2 separate regions of the Homo sapiens genome follow, and region 1 is linked to region 2. A link is an interaction called in ENCODE POLR2A ChIA-PET data of the cell type or tissue named here. Cell type or tissue: B cell. All regions are shown on one strand. Each heading gives the region's core, and the rest is flanking DNA. Links, peaks and the distances in the headings are about the cores only. Region 1 overlaps ADAP2 (ArfGAP with dual PH domains 2). Region 2 overlaps CRLF3 (cytokine receptor like factor 3).

Region 1 (5,371 bases), core at 171-5,170, 140 kb before region 2:
TAAATCATACACATCATCTATTGAAAAGATACCGAGGGTGGGCCTGGTAGTTCATGCCTGTAATCCTAGCACTTTGGGAAGCCAAGGCAGAGGATTGCCTGAGGCCAGGAATATGAGACCAACCGGGACAACATAGTGAGACCCCTTCTCTACAAAAAAAAATTATTAATTATTATTATGAATTGTTTTTGGAGACAGGGCCTCACTCTGTCACCCAGGCTGGAAGTGCAGTGGCACAATCATGGCTCATCCCAGCCTCAACCTCCCAGGCTCAGGCAATCCTCCCACCTCAGCCTCCCAAGCAGCTAGGACTACAGGCATGCACCACCACACCTGACTAATTTTTAAGTTTCTTTTTTTTTCTTTCTTTTTTTTTTTTTGAGACGGAGTCTCACTCTGCACCCAGGCTGGAGTGCAATGGCATGCACCCTCTGCACCCTCTGCCTCCCGGTTTCAAGCGATTCTCCTGCCTCAGCCTCCTGAGTAGCTGGGCTTACAGGCACGCACCACCACGTCCGGCTAATTTTTGTATTTTTAGTAGAGACAGGGTTTCACCATGTTGGTTAGGCTAGTCTCGAACTCCTGAGCTCGTGATCTGCCCCGCCTCAGCCTTCCAAAATGCTGGGTTTACAGATGTGAGCCACCGTGCCTGGCCTTAAGTTTCTTGTAGAGATGGGATCTCACTATGTTGCACAGGCTGGTCTCGAACTTCTGGGCTCAAGCGATCCTCCTGTCTCAGCCTCCCAAAGTGCTGGGATTACAGACAAAAGGCAGCACATCCAGCCCTAAATTTTTTTTTTTTAATTAGCTGGGCATGGTGATGCATGCCTGTATTCTGAGCTACTTAGGAGGCTGAGGCAGGAAGATAACTTGGGCCCAGAAGTTCAAGGTTGCAATGAGCTGTGATTGTGCCACTGCATTCCAGCCTGGGTGACAGAGAGAGACTCTGTCTCTAAAAAAAAAAAAATAAGTGATACCTAACATTTACGGAGCACTTATTAAAATCAGCATCAGGAATTACAATGCTTTATATATAGTAACTTAAATAACCATCATGGCAACCTCTGGGGAAGGCATTCTTATTAAGCCTGTTTTTCAGAGGAGGAAACCGAGGCACAGAGCACTAAGTACACGGCTCAAGGCAACACTACTACAAGTGGCAGGGCTGAGACCAGAGCCCAGACGGTGGGGTTCTAGAGTCCACCACACTCCTAACTACTACACATCACGGCCTCTTGGTTAGAAGTGAGCCCTGGAGACTAGAGGAAGAGATACACCATATTTAACTACCATGGGCAGCATTTTGGATACTCATAATAGACTTCCTGAAAGCGAGGAGAAGCTTCATGCCATAGGAGATTACTCAAGAGAAACAAAAACAAGGGGTAGAGGTTTTCCTCTCAAGGTTTCTCTAGCTCTGGGGCTCTGGGAGATGTGTTTATCTGTAGCTTTCACATAGTTCCAGACAAGCACCACCCAGCAATGTTTGAGGAAGCCCTGGGGAGGGAGCAGGAGTGGCTCTTACCAGTGGGTTCTTGTAATAGAGCAGCCTCCGCTCATGGCAATCCAGGGCGAACCACCTTTTCTTGAAAGGTTCTTTCTGCTGCAAAAGAGGGAACTTCTTACCACAGATGACCAGGTCAGTTTCTGAGGATAGAGGTCAGGGGCCAGCCCAGCCCAAACCAAAGGAGCTGGCCAGTCCCACTGGTTCTCCAGCCCAGCCTCCTCAGTCAGACATCCTAGTGCTTCTCCCTGGGGCCTGGATAGGAGCCCTCAGGCTCTGAAGGTTCTGCCCATTCCCCTTCCAACCCCACCATACCCTTTGCCAGCTTCACCCTGCTGCCTCAACTTGGAAGAGGCACCTTCCTCTTTTTCAGGCTGTAGACAAAGAAGCCGGAAAGGAAGTTGGAAAAAATCAGAAGTGGCTACTGCTTGGCAAGGCTGAAAGTGCTGGCCTTGGCCAAATTCTAACCTAGGTCAGGGAGAGAAAGCCCAGCAACAAGAACCAGGCGGAGGGGCTGCGCCTCTCTGAAAACAACCCTTTGACTGCTTTTTCCACCTGCCCAAGGCTTGCTTTCATGATTGCCTAACACAGGAATATCCAATCTCTTGCCTTCCCTGGGCCACATTGGAAGAATTGTCTTGGGCCACACATAAAATACACTAACACTAATGATAGCTGATGAGCCAAAAAAAAAAAATCGCAAAAATATCTCATAATGTTTTAAGAAAGTTCACGAATTTGGCTGGGCATGGTGGCTCATGCCTGTAATCCCAGCACTTTGGGAGGCTGAGGTGGGCAGATCGCTTGAGGTCAGGAGTTCGAGACCAGCCTGGCCAACATGGTGAAACCCCATCTCTACTAAAATTACAAAAATTAGCCGGGCATGGTGGTGGGCACCTGTAATCCCAGCTACTCAGGAGTCTGAGGCAGGAGAATCGCTTGAATCTGGGAGGCGGAGGTTGCAGTGAGCCGAGATCACACCACTGTACTCTGGCCTGGGTGACAGAGCAAGACTCTGTCTCAAAAAAATTTAAAAAAGAAAGTTTATGAATTTCTGTTGGGCATCATTCCAAGCCGTCCTGGGTTGCATGTGGCCCATGGGCTGTGGGTTGGACAAGCTTGGCCTAACACCTTTCACTGTCCTCTTAACAATCATCCCATAAACACATGAAACCTTCTATATACATTAAACCATATTAAGTTCCCCAGGGAGTGATAGAAGGTACCTTTGGCCCAGTCTTTTCCATGAAGCCTTGTTTGAGGTAGTTCCTGGTGAGGAATGGCACGAGCTGGGGAAGAGAGACAGACACTGACCCCCAACTCACACCCCAAGGCTCCAGGTTCCCGCCGAGCTTGGCTCCCGACAAAGGGGAAGTTTGAAATGGGGAAGGATGTACGCTCATGGCTCACAGTATTATATTTGGAAAGTGCAATGGTCATAATATTAATATTTCAACAAAGCCAGTCGACAGCACCCCAGATGTTTGCAGAGCTTAGTGGCACGGCCGAGTTTTGGTTTAAGGATTCCTTCAGTAACCCCAGGGTGTGGACATAGGCAAGGCTCTGCAGAGACCCTCTTGGTGTCAGGCAACATGTTCTGAGGGTCCACTTTGCATCAGGCTCCAGGTGCAATTCTCAATCACCCTGCGAGGTGGGTATCACCAGCCTCATTACACATCTGAAGAAACCAGGCCACAGAGAAGGGGCTGGGGATTTTCCCAAAGTCACATCACTGGTAGCACAAAGAGCTGAGATTCAGGCCCAGGGCCAATGACACTAGACTGTACTCCTACCACTACACTAGGTGCTAAAGTATAAATATGCCAGGGCCCTCTGAGCAGGACCTTGGGAAAGGCCTGGTCAGGATTCTGACACCAAGCAACAAGAAAATAATGGCCAGAGGCTGGGTGCAGTGGCTCACACCTGTAATCCCAGCACTTTGGGAGGTCAAGGCAGGCAGATCACTTGAGGCCAGGAGTTTGAGACTAGCCTGGCCAACATGGCGAAACCCCACCTTTACCAAAAATATAAAAATTAGCTGGGCATGGTGGCACGCGCTTGTAATCCCAGCTACTCAGGAGGCTGAGGCAAGAGAATCCCTTGAACTTGGGAGGCAGAGGTTGCAGTGAGCTGAGATAGTGCCACTGCACTCCAGTCTGGGTGACAGAGGGAGACTCCATCTCAAAACAAAACAAAACAAAAAAGAAAAGAAAATGATGCCAGAGTGGACAGAGAAAGTTCTGAAGCAGAAGTCGGGAGACCTGGTTCTAATTCCAGTTCTGGCCTCCATCAGCTGCATTACCTTTGTTAAGACCTTCTGTCTCTCGAGGCCTTATGTCTCCCCTGTGTGATAAACAGCCTGGATCATGTGATCCCCAGCATCCCTTCCAGCCTGGCAGCCTACGCCCAGAGATGTTTCCAGGGGTTGATGATGGCCTCCTATGCTCCTAGGCATCAACCTGGAAAGTCTAGAGCTTCAAATGACAGTCCAGGCTTCAAAGAACAGAGAGGCTTCTCCAGAGCTCCAGGGCCCAGGGCAGAGGCACAGGGGAAGTGAGGTCTGGGGAACAGCTATGGGAAGTTTAAAAGGGGGAAATTTGTGAGCCAAAAATGAAAATATTAGGCCAGGCGCAGTGGCTCACGCCTGTAATCCCAGCACTTTGGGAGGCCGAGGCGTGTGGATCACGAGGTCAGGAGATCGAGACCATCCTGGCTAACACGGTGAAACCCCGTCTCCACTAAAAATACAAAAAAGTAGCCGGGTGCAGTGGCGAGCGCCTGTAGTCCCAGCTACTCGGGAGGCTGAGGCAGGAGAATGGCGTGAACCTGGGAGGCGGAGCTTGCAGTGAGCCAAGATGGCGCCACTGCACTCTGGCCTGGGCGAAAGAGCGAGACTCTGTCTCAAAAAAAAAAAAAAAAAAAGAAAAGAAAAGAAAATATTGGTCAGATGCAGTGGCTCACACCTGTAATCCCAGCACTTTGGGAGGCCGAGGTAGGAGGATTGCTTGAGGCCAGAAGTTCGAGACCAGCCTGGGCAACATAAGTGAGACATCATCTCTATAAAAAATTAAAAAAAAATTTTTAATGTAAGAAACAAGATATAAACTGTACTACTCCCCTTCTCTTAAAATACATTCACTAGGCTTTAATTGTTCCATTTGGAGAAAACAGATGGAGTCCCGAACTGCTCAATATTCGGAATTTGAGCCAGCACAGAGCAAGCAGAGGCCTAGGGAAACCATTGGGAAAAAAAGGAAAGTCACATGGCTGGAGCACTGCTTCCTGTACTTCTGATGCCTTGGCTCGCTGGAGTCTCACAATAGCCCTAGAAAGTAGGTACTATCACCTAGGCAAGTCACCTCACCTCTCTGAGCCTCGATGCACTCATCTGTCACCATGGCGACAAAACCTACTTTCTCTGAAGTCCAAGAGACCATATGCATTTATTACAGGACCACAGACCCCACTGGGATGCCCTGGGTTTCCAACATGTGGACCCCTAAAGCTTGAGCCAGGCCTGGTGATTGCTCAGAACCTCACACCATACACAGACATTAAATGGGAGGAAAGACACGGGATGGATATCAGGTACCGACAGTGGATGAGAGAGGCAGGGGAACATTGAGGATGTTGACCAAAGAGCAATTTCCTTTACACATGTCAGCAAAGATGGGCAGCTTGCCCAGATTAAATAAGGCTGAGCATCTGCACTTTGTCCTCCCTCCTCATAGTCAGCAGTCAGCAGTCTCCACTCCCCGCCCATGGGAGCCAGCATTAACCAGTTCTGGGTGCAAACTCAGCAGACTGACTCAAGGGCTCTGACTCGGGCCTTGCTGGAATTGCTCCCAGAGAGCTGCCATCTCAGCA
Region 2 (5,371 bases), core at 82-5,081:
ATCTTGGTACATTATCAAAGGGGAATTAGTTGAGGTACTGGAGGTGTCTACAGTGAGAAATGCCAGTATTTTAGTCTGTGTGTTGTAGTTCACTCTATAAAATGACTATGTTGGCTTTCATGTACCTTTTGGTATTCTGATTCAGTATTTCTCAGGACACTGACAAAAGCAAGTCTCTGCTCCTTCAAGAGCAAATGGTAAGATCCTGGTACCTAATTAAGATACTAGTTGGTGGCTGGGCTCAGTGGCTCACGCCTGTAATCCCAGCACTTTGGGAGGCCGAGGCGGGTGGATCACATGAGATCAGGAGTTTGAGACCAGCCTTCAACATGGCAAAACTCTGTCTCTACTAAAAATGTAAAAAAAATTAGCCAGGTGTGGTGGAATGCACCTGTAATTCCAGCTACTCTGGAGGCTGAGGCAGGAGAATTGCTTATACCTGGGAGATGGAGGTTGCAGTGAGCCAAGATGGCACCACTGCACTCCAGCCTCAGCAACAGAAGAAGACTGTCTCAAAAAAAAAAAAACACTCAAAAGTTATTTCAAAAAACCAAGACAGGAAGTCTCAGTAGCTTAGCAAAGAAAAGAAAGCTGTTGGCCAGGCGTGGTGGCTCACACCTGTAATCCCAGCATTTTGGGAGGCTGAGGCGGGCGGATCACCTGAGGTCAGGAGTTTGAGACAAGCCTGACCCATACGATGAAAACCTATCTTTACTAAAAATACAAAAATTAGCCGGGTGTGGTGGTGGGCGCCTGTAATCTTAGCTACTCGGGAGGCTGAGGCAAGAGAATTGCTTGAACCCAGGAGACGGAGGTTGCGGTGAGCCGAGATCATGCCACTGCACTCCAGCCTGGGCAACAGGAGTGAAACTGTCTCAAAAAAAAAAAAAAAAGGAAAAGAAAAGAAAGCCATTATTGCTCCTTTTATCTCCCACTTCCCCTTCTGTTACCCATTTTGAAAACACTACAAAAATCTGTGTATAATTTGTTACAGTAGTAGTATTTAAAGTGTCCCTATTATAGTATTCTAAGAAAAGGTTAAATCCAGATACAGGGAAAACCAAGAACAGATGAAATAATTTTTTTTTTTTAATGAAGTTTCGCTCTTGTCGCCCAGGCTGGAGTGCAATGGCTCAATCTTGGCTCACTGCAACCTCCACCTCCCAGGTTCAAGCAATTCTCTTGCCTCAGCCTCCTGAGTACTTGGGATTACAGGTGCCCGCCACCACGCCCAGCTAATTTTTGTATTTTTAGTAGAGACGGGGTTTCACCATGGTGAAGGCTGGTCTCAAACTCCTGACCTCAGGTGATCCGCGCATCTCGGCCTCCCAAAGTGCTGGGATTACAGGCATGAGCCACCACACTCAGCCCAGATGAAATAGTTTTAAAATAACCTACTACTTACAGACAACTGCAGTTAACTTTTTTTTTTTTTTTTTTTTTTTGGGATGGAGTCTCACTCTGTCGCCATGCTGGAGTGCAGTGGCGCCATCTCGGCTCATTGCAACCTCTGCCTCCTGGGTTCAAGCCATTCTCCTGCCTCAGCCTCCTGAGTAGCTGGGACTACAGGCGCCTGCCACCACACCCAGCTAATTTTTGTATTTTTAGTAGAGATGGGGTTTCACCACGTTGGCCAGGATGGTCTCCATCTGTTGACCTCATGATCCACCTTCCTCGGCCTCCCAAAGTGCTGGGATTACAGGCTTGAGCCACCCTGCCTGGCCTGCAGTTAACATTTTGATGTATCTTTCTATACATATTATTCTGCAAAGTTGAGAGACTACTGTATATGCAACTTTGTATCAATTTTTAATTTTTATTAACATTATAAGCATTTTGTTAGCATTATAAGAATTTTGGTAACATCATAAGCATTTACAAGAATATTTTTCCCATGCAAAGCTTTTTTTTTTGAAGACGGTCTCACTTTGTCACCCAGACTGGAGTGCAGTGGCACCACCTTGGTTCACTGCAACCTCCACCTCCCGGGTTCAAGCAATTCTCCTGCCTCAGCCTCCTGAGTAGCTGGGATTATAGGCGCATGCCACCACACCCGGCTCATTTTTTGTATTTTTAGTAGAAGGAGGTTTCACCATATTGCCCATGCTGGTCTTGAACTCCTGAGCTCAGGCTGTCCACCCACCTCGGCCTCAAAAAGTGCTAGGATTACAAGCGTGAGCCACTGTGCCTGTCCCACAGCCTCATTTTTAATACAGAGGTGGAGTCTATTGTAGATATTTAAAGGAACATTTGTTGGTGGTAGGTTGCAATGTATTGATTCTGGTACCCCAAAATACTGGAAGCAAAACTAATTGCAAATAAGGGGGGTAAAAATAAAAGCCACACATATACAGTCAAAACAACAGGGATATATTCTCAGAAATGTGTCATTGGGCGATTTTGTCATTGTACAAACCTAGATGGTATCATCTGCTACACACCTAGGCTATATGGTATATTCTATTGCTCCTAGGGTACAAGTCTGTACAGCATGTTACTATACTGAATACTGTAGATAGTTGTAACATAACTGTAAGTGTGCATCTAACATAGAAAAGGTGCAGTAGGCATGCTGGCTCACACTTGTAGTCCCAGCACTTTGAGAGGCCAAGACGGGAAGATCTCGAGCCCAGAAGTTTGAGACCAGTCTGGGCAATATAGGGAGACCCCCATCTCCACAAAGAAATTAAAAATTAGCCAGGTGTGGTGGTGCATGCCTGTGGTCCCAGCTACTCGGGAGGCAAAGGTGAGAGGATTTATTGAGCCCAGGAGGCTGAGGGTGCAGTAAGCCATGATCACACCACTGTACTCCAGCCTCGACAACAGAACTAGACCCTGTCTAAAAAAAAAAAAAAAAAAAAGAAAGAAAGAAGATACAGTAAAGACATAAAAATATAGTAATATAATGTTATGGGACTACCATTATGTATGTGATTGTCATTGTCCAAAACATCATTATGTGATGCTTGACTGTATTTGTTTGCAAAAGACCACATATTTACATTGGTTTTTGAGTCAGTCTTTTCACCAATAAATCTTTTTACAAGTTGTCTTTTTTTTTTTTTTTTGAGATGGAGTCTTGCTCTGTCACCCACGCTAGAGTGCAGTGGTGCGATCTCGGCTCACTGCAACCTCTGCTTTCCGGGTTCGAGTGATTCTCCCACCTCAGCCTCCCGAGTAGCTGGGACTACAGGTGCATGCCACCATGCCCGGCTAGTTTTTCTATTTTTAGTACAGACGGAGTTTCACCATATTTGCCAGGCTGGTCTCGAACTCCTGACCTCGTGATCTGCCCGCCTTGGCCTCCCAGAGTGTTGGGATTACAGGTGTGAGCCACCATGCCCGGCCTACAAATTGTCTTTTTTTTTTTTTTAACTTTTTATTTCCTGAACAACACCAATGTACAGAAATCATCTTTAAATATGGTACTCTGAAAGCTGCTGGTTGAGTTTAAAACTCCCCAGAAATATAGAAGGAGGTCAAGGAGAATTAAAACAAGCCATTCTGGCCGGGCTCAGTGGCTCACACCTGTAATCCCAGGATTTAGGGAGGCCAAGGCGGGCGGATCACCTGAGGTCAGGAGTTCGAGACCAGCCTGGCCAACATGGTGAAACCCCGTCTCTACTAAAAATACAAAAAAGTTAGGTGGGTGTGGTGGTGCGCCTGTAATGCCAGCTGCTCAGGAGGCTGAGGCAAGAGAATTACTTGAACCTGGGGGTTAGAGGTTGCAGTGAGCCGAGATTGCGCCACTGCACTTCAGCCTGGGCAACAGAGTGGGACTGCATCTCAAAAAAAAAAAAAAAAAAAAGAAGAAACTAGCCATTTTCTGGTCGGGCAGGGTGGTTTACTCCTGTAATACCAGCACTTTGGGATGGCAAGTTGGGTGGATTACCTGAGGTCAGGGTTTCAAGACCAGCCTGGCCAACATGGTGAAACCCCATCTCTACTAAAAATACAAAAAGTTGGCCAGGCGCAATGGCTCACACCTGTAATCCCAGCACTTTGGGAGGCCAAGGCGGGTGGATCACCTGAGGTCAGGAGTTCGAGACCAGCCTGGCCAACATGCTGAAACCCCATCTCTACTAAAAATTCAAAAATTAGCCAGGCTTGGTGGTGGGTGCTTGTAATCCCAGCTACCCGGGAGGCTGAGGCAGGAGAATTGCTTGAACCTGGGAGGCAGAGGTTGCACAGAGCCAAGATTGCGCCACTGCATTCCAGCTTGGGCAATAGTGCAAGACTTCATCTCAAAAAAAAAAAAAAAAAAAGAAAGAAAGAAAAAAGAAAGAAAAAAATGTGTGTGAATGTTATAGAGGTATGTTTTTGTGTGTAGATTTTTTTGTTTTTTAAAGACGGAGTTTCGCACTTGTTGCCCAGGCTGGAGTGCAATGGCGCAATATTGGCTCACGGCAACTTCCGCCTCCCGGGGGTTCAAGTGATTCTCCTCCTTCAGCCTTCCGAGTAGCTGGCATTACAAGCATGTGCCACCACACCCGGCTAATTTTGTATTTTTAGTAGAGATGGGGTTTCACCATGTTGGTCAGGCTGGTCTCAAACTCCCGACCTCAGGTGATCCACCTGCCTCGAGCTCCCAAAGTGCTGGGATTACAGGCATGAGCCACCATGCCCGGCAATTTTGTTTTAGTGTAGATTGTAATGTATATAATTTTGATAGAGAACTATTTTTTTTTTTTTTGAGGTGGAGTCTTGCTCTGTCACCCAGGCTGGAGTGCAGTGGCACGATCTCAGCTCAGCGTAACCTCTGCCTCCCGGGTTCAAGCGATTCTCCTGCCTCAGCCTCCTGAGTAGCTGGGATTACAGGCTCCCACCACCACGCTCGGCTAATTTTTTTGTATTTTTAGTAGAGACAGGGTTTCGCCATACTGGCCAGGCTGGTCTCCCAACTCCTGACCTTAGGTGATCCGCCTGCCTCGGCCTCACAAAGTGCTGGAATTACAGGCATGAGACACTGCTCCTGGCCGATAACTATTCTTATTGCTATAAATCTGGTAAAGAATATGACTAATTTGTCATCTAAAAAGCCAAACAAATATAAGACAGCCTTTTATTGTTATTACTATTATTATTATTTTTTCGAGACGGAGTCTTGCTCTGTCACCCAGGCTGGAGTGCAGTGTCTCAGTCTCGGCTCACTGCAACCTCTGCCTCCTGGATTCAAGCAATTCTTCTGTCTCATCCTCCCGAGTATCTGGGATTACAGGCATGCGCCACCAAGGCCAGCTAATTTTAGTATTTTTAATAGAGACGAGGTTTCACTGTGTTGGCCAGGCTGGTTTTGAACTCCTGGCCTCAAGTGATCTGCCCGCCTTAGCCTCCCAAAGTGCTGGGATTACAAGTGAGAGCCACCACACCC

The links. ChIA-PET counts read pairs that join two places held together with the same protein. Peaks named below come from ENCODE experiments on the same cell type or tissue, not always from the same donor. Only the 100,000 strongest peaks of a DNase experiment are listed, where the experiment ranks them.
Region 1: POLR2A ChIA-PET joins it to region 2 with 13 read pairs; 2 of 35 experiments call an interaction of 5 or more read pairs at or near these places.

The regions. Positions count from the first base shown.
Region 1 is chr17:30,950,710-30,956,080 of GRCh38, reverse strand. It overlaps ADAP2 (ArfGAP with dual PH domains 2), which reads right to left. Exons shown (of 11, transcript NM_018404.3): 8 at 2,731-2,793; 9 at 1,526-1,603. Among named protein-coding and RNA genes, the nearest start is that of RNF135, 18 kb to the left of the region's middle. In B cell, for the core only: no CTCF peak of the experiment used is centred there; DNase peaks (open chromatin) are centred at 1,430, 2,850 and 3,140; H3K4me3 peaks cover 900 bases; H3K27ac peaks cover 3,867 bases.
Region 2 is chr17:30,813,979-30,819,349 of GRCh38, reverse strand. The region is part of intron 1 of CRLF3 (cytokine receptor like factor 3); the gene reads left to right. Among named protein-coding and RNA genes, the nearest start is that of CRLF3, 8.0 kb to the left of the region's middle. In B cell, for the core only: no CTCF peak of the experiment used is centred there; no DNase peak of the experiment used is centred there; H3K27ac peaks cover 1,599 bases.